Linked DNA regions of Homo sapiens: region 2 is linked to region 1. A link is a contact called in ENCODE Hi-C or POLR2A ChIA-PET data. All regions are on one chromosome and are shown on one strand. The core of a region is the stretch at or near the end of the contact, and the rest is flanking DNA. Distances in the headings are between cores, read along the strand shown.

The links. Hi-C counts contacts between places; a loop is a spot of excess contacts on that map. ChIA-PET counts read pairs that join two places held with the same protein, here RNA polymerase II (POLR2A). Pooled maps may share reads with other maps.
Region 2: a loop to region 1 is called in a pooled map, with 8 times the contacts of the local background. The contact joins two enhancer-like sites. A Hi-C loop is called at or near these places in 3 of 37 single-sample maps with no recorded cell type and 3 of 50 pooled maps. POLR2A ChIA-PET finds 5 or more read pairs at or near these places in 1 of 52 experiments (HEK293T).

Annotation. Positions count from the first base shown.
Region 1 is chr1:199,974,556-199,978,107 of GRCh38, reverse strand. No RefSeq gene overlaps it. Among named protein-coding and RNA genes, the nearest start is that of NR5A2, 51 kb to the left of the region's middle. Within about 2 kb of position 1,432, at least 3 of the 41 ENCODE cell types and tissues checked have a DNase peak (open chromatin) inside an H3K27ac peak, as active enhancers do.
Region 2 is chr1:200,073,771-200,077,080 of GRCh38, reverse strand. The region is part of intron 5 of NR5A2 (nuclear receptor subfamily 5 group A member 2); the gene reads right to left. Among named protein-coding and RNA genes, the nearest start is that of NR5A2, 48 kb to the right of the region's middle. Within about 2 kb of position 1,353, at least 8 of the 41 ENCODE cell types and tissues checked have a DNase peak (open chromatin) inside an H3K27ac peak, as active enhancers do.

The sequences.
Region 1 (3,552 bases), core at 183-2,682:
CTGAGTAGCTGGGACTACAGGCACGTGCCACCACGCCTGGCTAATTTTTTGTATTTTTAGTACAGACAGGGTTTCGCCATGTTGGCCAGGCTGGTCTCGAATTCCTGACCTCAAGTGATCTGCCCGCCTTGGCTTCCCAAAGTGCTGGGATTACAGGTGTGAGCCACCACACCTGGCCTTGAAAATTCCCCAATTATTGAGGAAGGAGAAAAAAATCTTTTGCTCACTGTCAGTAGAAAAGAAGCTGCTTCTAGCCAGATTTACACATACAAAGTAAAGTCAAGAATTTAAGGAACTGAAAGATTAACGTTCTCTTGAAACAGATATTTGAGGTCAAAGTGGTTTGTTTTTTTTTTTTTGCATCTGAATTCTCTAGTTAATTGCCACAATACTTGCTTTTAACTTGCTTATGGGGGATTTAACCCATTAAAATGGAGCAGCCAGGCGCGGTGGCTCACACCAGTAATCCCAGCACTTTGGAAGGCTGAGGCAGGAGTTTGAGATCAGCCTGGCCAACATGGTGAAGCCCCGTCTCTACTAAAGATACAAAAAAATTAGCCAGGTGTGGTTGTGGGCACCTGTAATTCCAGCTCTTTGAGAGGTTGAGGCAGGAGAATCGCTTGAACCCGGGAGGTGGAGGTTGCAGTGAGCTGAGATTGCGCCATTGCACTCCAGCCTGGGCAGCAAGAGCAAAACTCCGTCTCAAAAAAAAAAAAAAAAAAAGAAGCAATTGAGAAATGGTCTTCAGACTTCAGGCACTGTAGGCCCGCTGCCTCGGGTTACTCAGGTCCTGCATTTGCTCATTAGATCACAAATATTTACTGGGCACCCACCTCCTGCCAGGCACTGTCTGAGACCTGGTCCTGCAGCAGGGAACTAGACAAACTAGGTGCTTGCTCTCGTGGGATTTATATTCAAGTGGGATAGAGAGCAAAAAGAAAGAATCAAGATTTTTAGAAGCGTGTGGTTATTATCAGATGGGTGGTTACATCACTGTGGAAGGCAGGCGTGTGGATCTTGCTTTAGAAGGAGTGGTCAGGGAAGGCCCCACCAGGGAGCTTCAGTGAGAAGCAGCTGGCTATGTAAATATGTGGGGAAAACTGGGTTTCAGGCAGAGGGAACACTAAATGTAAAAGATCCTGATTCCGGAAAGGTTGGCTGTGTCATCTACTGGATTTCCTCGATTTTACTCAATCTCCTGTTTGTTAATCTAGGCAGATACTATATACAATTATCTGGGGAGTAGCCATTATTAGCCATAGTCCTTGGAGATGAAAAAGGACTTTGCCTTCTTCCATTACTCTGCATAGATGTCAGTCTCATCTAAGAGATCGTGGGAGGGGAAAGCTTTTAAGAGGGCCTGACAGCCTTAAGGAGCACAGTTTGATTTTCCTTGAGTGTGCTAATGTTAGCACAAATACTGGCTGTGCTGCCAGCATATTTCCACACACGTGGCTACAGGGATGATGGAGGTAGTCATTTATTGATTTGAGTTAGTTGCAACATTGTTTCCTTTTAACTAGAAAACTCATGTTCTGACAATTTCTTTCCGGGAGTTCCCTAGGGAGGGAATTTTTATGAGAATTATCTTCTGTCTTGATTTCTTACAGGTTGATGCTCAGGAAAGCAGTCAAATTGACTAGGTGGTTCACATTCTGCACTGGGTAATTTTAAATGGGACTAATGAACAAACAAAATAGATTTTTTAATTTTAATGTTTATTATTATTATTATTATTATTATTATTATTTGAGACGGAGTCTCGCTCTGTCTCCCAGGCTAGAGTGCAGTGGCGCGATCTTGGCTCACTGCAACCTCCGCCTCCCAGGTTCAAGCGATTCTCCTGCCTCAGCCTCCCTAGTAGCTGGTACTACAGGCGCGTGCCGCCACGCCCGGCTAATTTTTTGTATTTTTAGTAGAGACGGGGTTTCATCATGTTAGGCAGGATGGTCTCGATCTCCTGACCTCGTGGTCCACCCACTTCAGCCTCCCAAAGTGCTGGGATTACAGGCGTGAGCCACCGCGCCGGGCTACAAAATAGATTTTTTTAAAAAAACAGATCACTTATTTCTAACTAACCCTTGGGAATGCTCAGATTTCTAGGCTTTGTTTTATTTATTTATTTTTTAAGTTAATTTTTTTTTTTTTTTTGAGATGGAGTCTCCCTCGGCTCACTGCAACCTCTGCCTCCTGGGTTCCAGAGATTCCTGTGTCTCAGCCTCAGGAGTAGTTGGGATTGCAGGCGTAAACCATCGTGCCTGGCTTTGGATTTCCAGCCTTTGAATGGATCATTTTGCATACTCATAGTGTTGAAGAACATTAAATTTGCCTCATGCGTGCAGACTTTTTCTTCTTTGCATTTGAATGAATACTTTCAATAATACCTAGCAGTAAAGGGCCCTCAATAAAATAAACATCAGCTGAATAAATTAATGGTAGAAAAATCTAAAAGACAGCCTTCCTCTAACTCCTCCTCTATGTGATTTTCTCCTTTGAGAAAGACAACCCTGAGAGAATTCTGACTGACTCACAGAGGTGGCCTACTATAGACTGCTTTTCTCCTTTTTTTCTTTCTTTCTTTTTTTTTTTTTTGTTTTTTGAGATGGAGTCTCACTCGGTCGCCCAGGCTGCAGTGCAGCGGCGCAATCTTGGCTCACTGCAACCTCCGCCTCCTGGGTTCAAGCAATTCTCTGCCTCAGCCCCCAAGCAGCTGGGATTACAGGCGTCTGCAACCATGTTTTTTCTTTTCTTTTCTTTTTTTTTAATCTCCTTTCAAGAAAACCTCTTTTCTACTTTTACTATAGAAGGACAAATGAGCTGAGTGGTAAAGAATGTTTGTTCTTATATTTAAGTTATGGGTGAAAATTCACCAAATCAGGAGTGAATAATATTGTTTGCCCTCTTGGATATTTGATTTCATTAGAAATGTCAATCCTTAGCATTATTTTAATTTTTTTCTTTCATTGTTTTTTATCAGGAAGAACTGAAGCATTATTTTATTTTATCTATTTATTTTTGAGAAGGGTCTTACTTTTTGCCCAGGCCGGAGTGCAGTGGCATGAACATGGCTTACTGCAGCTTTGAGCTCCTGGGCTCAAGTGATCCTCCCACCTCAGCCTCCTGAGTAGCTGGGACTATAAGTATGTGCCACGGTGCCTGCCTATTTTTTTTTTTTTTAAGAGGCAGGGTCTTTCTATGCTGCCCAGGCTGGCCTCAAACTCCTGGGCTCAATTGATCCTCCTGCCTCAACCTCCCAAAGGGTTGGGATTACAGGCGTCAGCCACAGTGCCTGGTCTGAAGTGTTATTTTAAATGATCATAGACAATGAAAATTAAATGACATATAAAGCAAAAAGCAGAGCACCAGGAACATAGATCTTCATGTTAGTTTTTTGACATTTTTTTTCCTCCCTTAACTTGGTTTATCCCTTTATAATCTGGCTAAAATCTTCACTCATGTCTTCTCCCTGGCCCTTGCTGCCTTCCTTTGTCGAGGCTTCAACCATGGAAGCTTCTCCCTGTCCCCTTCCTGACTCCTGGCTCTTCCCTCTTT
Region 2 (3,310 bases), core at 104-2,603, 99 kb before region 1:
AACGGCACTAAAGTAGTAGATATTATGCCTTAAACGCTTGTTAGGTTTTTTCTTGAAAAAGGATAGTTTGTATACATGTCACATGACATGGTCTACCTAACTTTTAAGTAGCTTTGTTGTATCAAATTCATTTTAAGTACATTTTAAACTTCTCTATAATTAATATTTAATTTATACAAATTAATCTATTATCTCTAACAGTGAGTGAGTTAGTGGAAGTTCCTTTGTAATATTTATGAAAATCTCAAACCAAGATCATGCAATGCCACCTATTACCAAAAAATATGTTTCTACTTAATGTTTATTTTGAATTCTCCAAACCTCCAAATTATTAACAAAAATGCTAAGCAAGTCATGCTGTTCATTTAAATGGCAACTCTGTACCTACTCAATAGTTAAAACACTAAATCTGAAAAGATGTCAGCTGCTTTTGAATTCTCAAATCAAGTAAGGTATTTACTATTCTCAGTAAGCTACCTAAATTAGTCACTCCTTTTAGAAGTACAGGACAAAAAATGAAAAAGATACTATAATAGTAAGTTAACCTAAAATTTTTAATCCACTAATGCTCTGCGATTTAAAACAAATAAGATACGGTTAGCCTGCAGACAAAAAAAAAAAAAAATTCCTGGGCATGAATCACTGCTTACATTCTTTTCCATCCACAAACAATTTCATTTGGGAAAGTTGCCACATAGTATCGACAGTGACAACAAATGGCATTGTCCCGTGAACATCTGTTTCCGACTCCCACACTGATACTGCAGGCTGGGTACTTAGGACTTAGTTGGTCTTCACAAGTTGCTGAGCCACAAAGGAACTGGAAATCACTGGTACGTTGAGGTTTTATTATTGGAACACAGGAAAACTTTATCATCATGCTGGGAAGTTCTGTATCTTTTGAAATATTGGAACCGGGGTTATGTTAGCACATTAAACCATGCGGAAGACTACTTCTGAAGAAAGGGGAGGAAAAAAACTGTTTCTTGTCTATTATGTCCTTGGGTTGAGGTTCCCACTCAATCTTCATATAACTTCCTCACCCACCCTCAACCGAAAATTGTTTTGTTTTTAAAAGATGTTATTGAGTTTAGCTTCTTGTTAAAATCAAGAGAACAGAATACCAAAGGAATTCTAAGCAAAACATGATAAATAAACACTATTGTTTCTTAACAAAAAAAAAAGAAAAGAAAACAGAAGAGCTTTTATACACACTTTTATTTTTTCTAAATTCACACTACCATGCTTCACATTTTCTGAAAGCCTGGCGATATAAGGCTCGTAAAGACTCTTGACTAGAACATCCTCACCTCAGCCCACAGTGTTAAAAGGAGGAGGGCAAAGAGCTGCTGGGAGAAAAGCCAGCATGAGTGGATAAGTGGAGAGGTGGCGACAAGACACAGATGTGCGACTTTGGCTTTTGCTGCTCAACTTGTGCTACAACGGTAACGGTTTATGCACGTCTTTCAAGAACCCTTCAAGTGCACGCAACAGATTACTACTCTGTTTTACACCTCTTCTCTGTGTGGCACTTAGTTTTAATGAAAGTCTAATTCTAAACTACTTGCATGCTGCAACTATTTGCATGCTCCAAATTAATTTGCATATTGCTGAAGCAAAGAGGCTTCCTTTTTTGGCGCTTAGTTTTAACAAAAGCAGTAATAGAAGTGAATGTTATTCACAATGGTAATTCTGAATCAACCTATATTAAAACTACTGGCATGCTTCAAATTAATTTGCATATTGCTGAAGCAAAAAAGCCTCCTTTTTTTGCAAAGCGGCTTTCCTTTTTCCACTTATATTAATGGAAATGTTCAGTGGGATATGCAGTCAATGTCTGACTTATGTATACTTGGTAAATGGTTCATTCTAAAAAATATATATTGGAACATATTACATAAAACACTGTTTACTTCATTTGGCATCACACAAAATAGGCACTCCAAAAAATATTTATTAAAGAGATCACCAAATGAAATTACCACAGAGCTGTCTGGCTGAAGATAGGACAATAATAAATTCCTACTGGAGAGAAATAATTCTAAGACTTATTTTTCCTAGAGGACAATCTTTCACCAGAATACACATATAGTTTATAAATAAGTAATACATGTTTTTAAAAAGAATTATTACTAAATTCCATATCTTCATAATTTCACGTGTAAACCCCTAAAAATGTAACTATTTAAAAAATAATCATTCAGTCTATCATGACTACTTATGGGAAAATATATCCATATTTGGAGAAGTTTTTTTTTTAATTCCAGTCCATAGTGATTTAAAAAAAAAAAATTAAAGTGTTTGAGATTTGTGTTTCTCTCGTGTTTTTTTTTTTTTTTTTTTTGAGATGGACTCTCGCCCTGTCGCCCAGACTGGAGTGCAGTGGTGTGATCTCGGCTCACTGCAGGCTCCACCTCCTGGGTTCCCGCCATTCTCCTGCCTCAGCTTCCCGAGTAGCTGGGACTACAGGCACCCGCCACCAAACCTGGCTAATTTTTTGTATTTTTAGTAGAGACGGAGTTTCACTGTGTTAGCAAGGATGGTCTCGATCTCCTGACCTTGTGATCTGCCCGCCTCGGCCTCCCAAAGTGCTGGGATTACAGACGTGACCCACCGCACCCGGCCCTTTTTCTTCTTTCTTTCTCTCTTTCTTGTTTTTTTTTCTTTTTTTTTTCTTTTCTTTTAGATTAAAGACAGGGTCTTGCTATGTTGGTCTTGAATCCTCCCACCTCAGCCTCCCAAAGTGCTAGGATTTCAGGTGTGAGCCACTGTGCCTGGCCTCTCCCACTTTTAACTACAGTCTTACAATCAGTTCTCAAATAACTGCACTCATAATTCATTATCAAAAAGAAAAAAACATTAATAAACAGGCAATCAAAAATTAGAACTAGATCTGTAATATTCATGCCCATGAATCATTTCATTACTAATAGACTATTTATATTGTTTTTTATGCTTTTTAGCATACTTTTATTATGTCATTGATTCCTCACGAGGACCAAGTATAGCCATTTTCATCCAAATCAGTCTTGAAGAAAAATTCAAGAGGAATTCTTTAAGATTGAGTTGATTCAAATGGCACCATCTCTGCAAAGTTTTCCCTGGTGCCCCCTCCACAGACAGAAAAGCTCTGCCCTGTGTTCTTATAACAGCTATCGTCTCTGTTATACACCCATTGCCCATTCTAATTACAGGTTCAAAAGTCTGTCTCCCAGCAGTGCGAGGCTAGTAAGCAAGGACTGGGTATCTTAACCGACTTCGTATCCCTGCTGCTTAGCAATGTGCCTGGCATATTGAGGCGCTCCATATA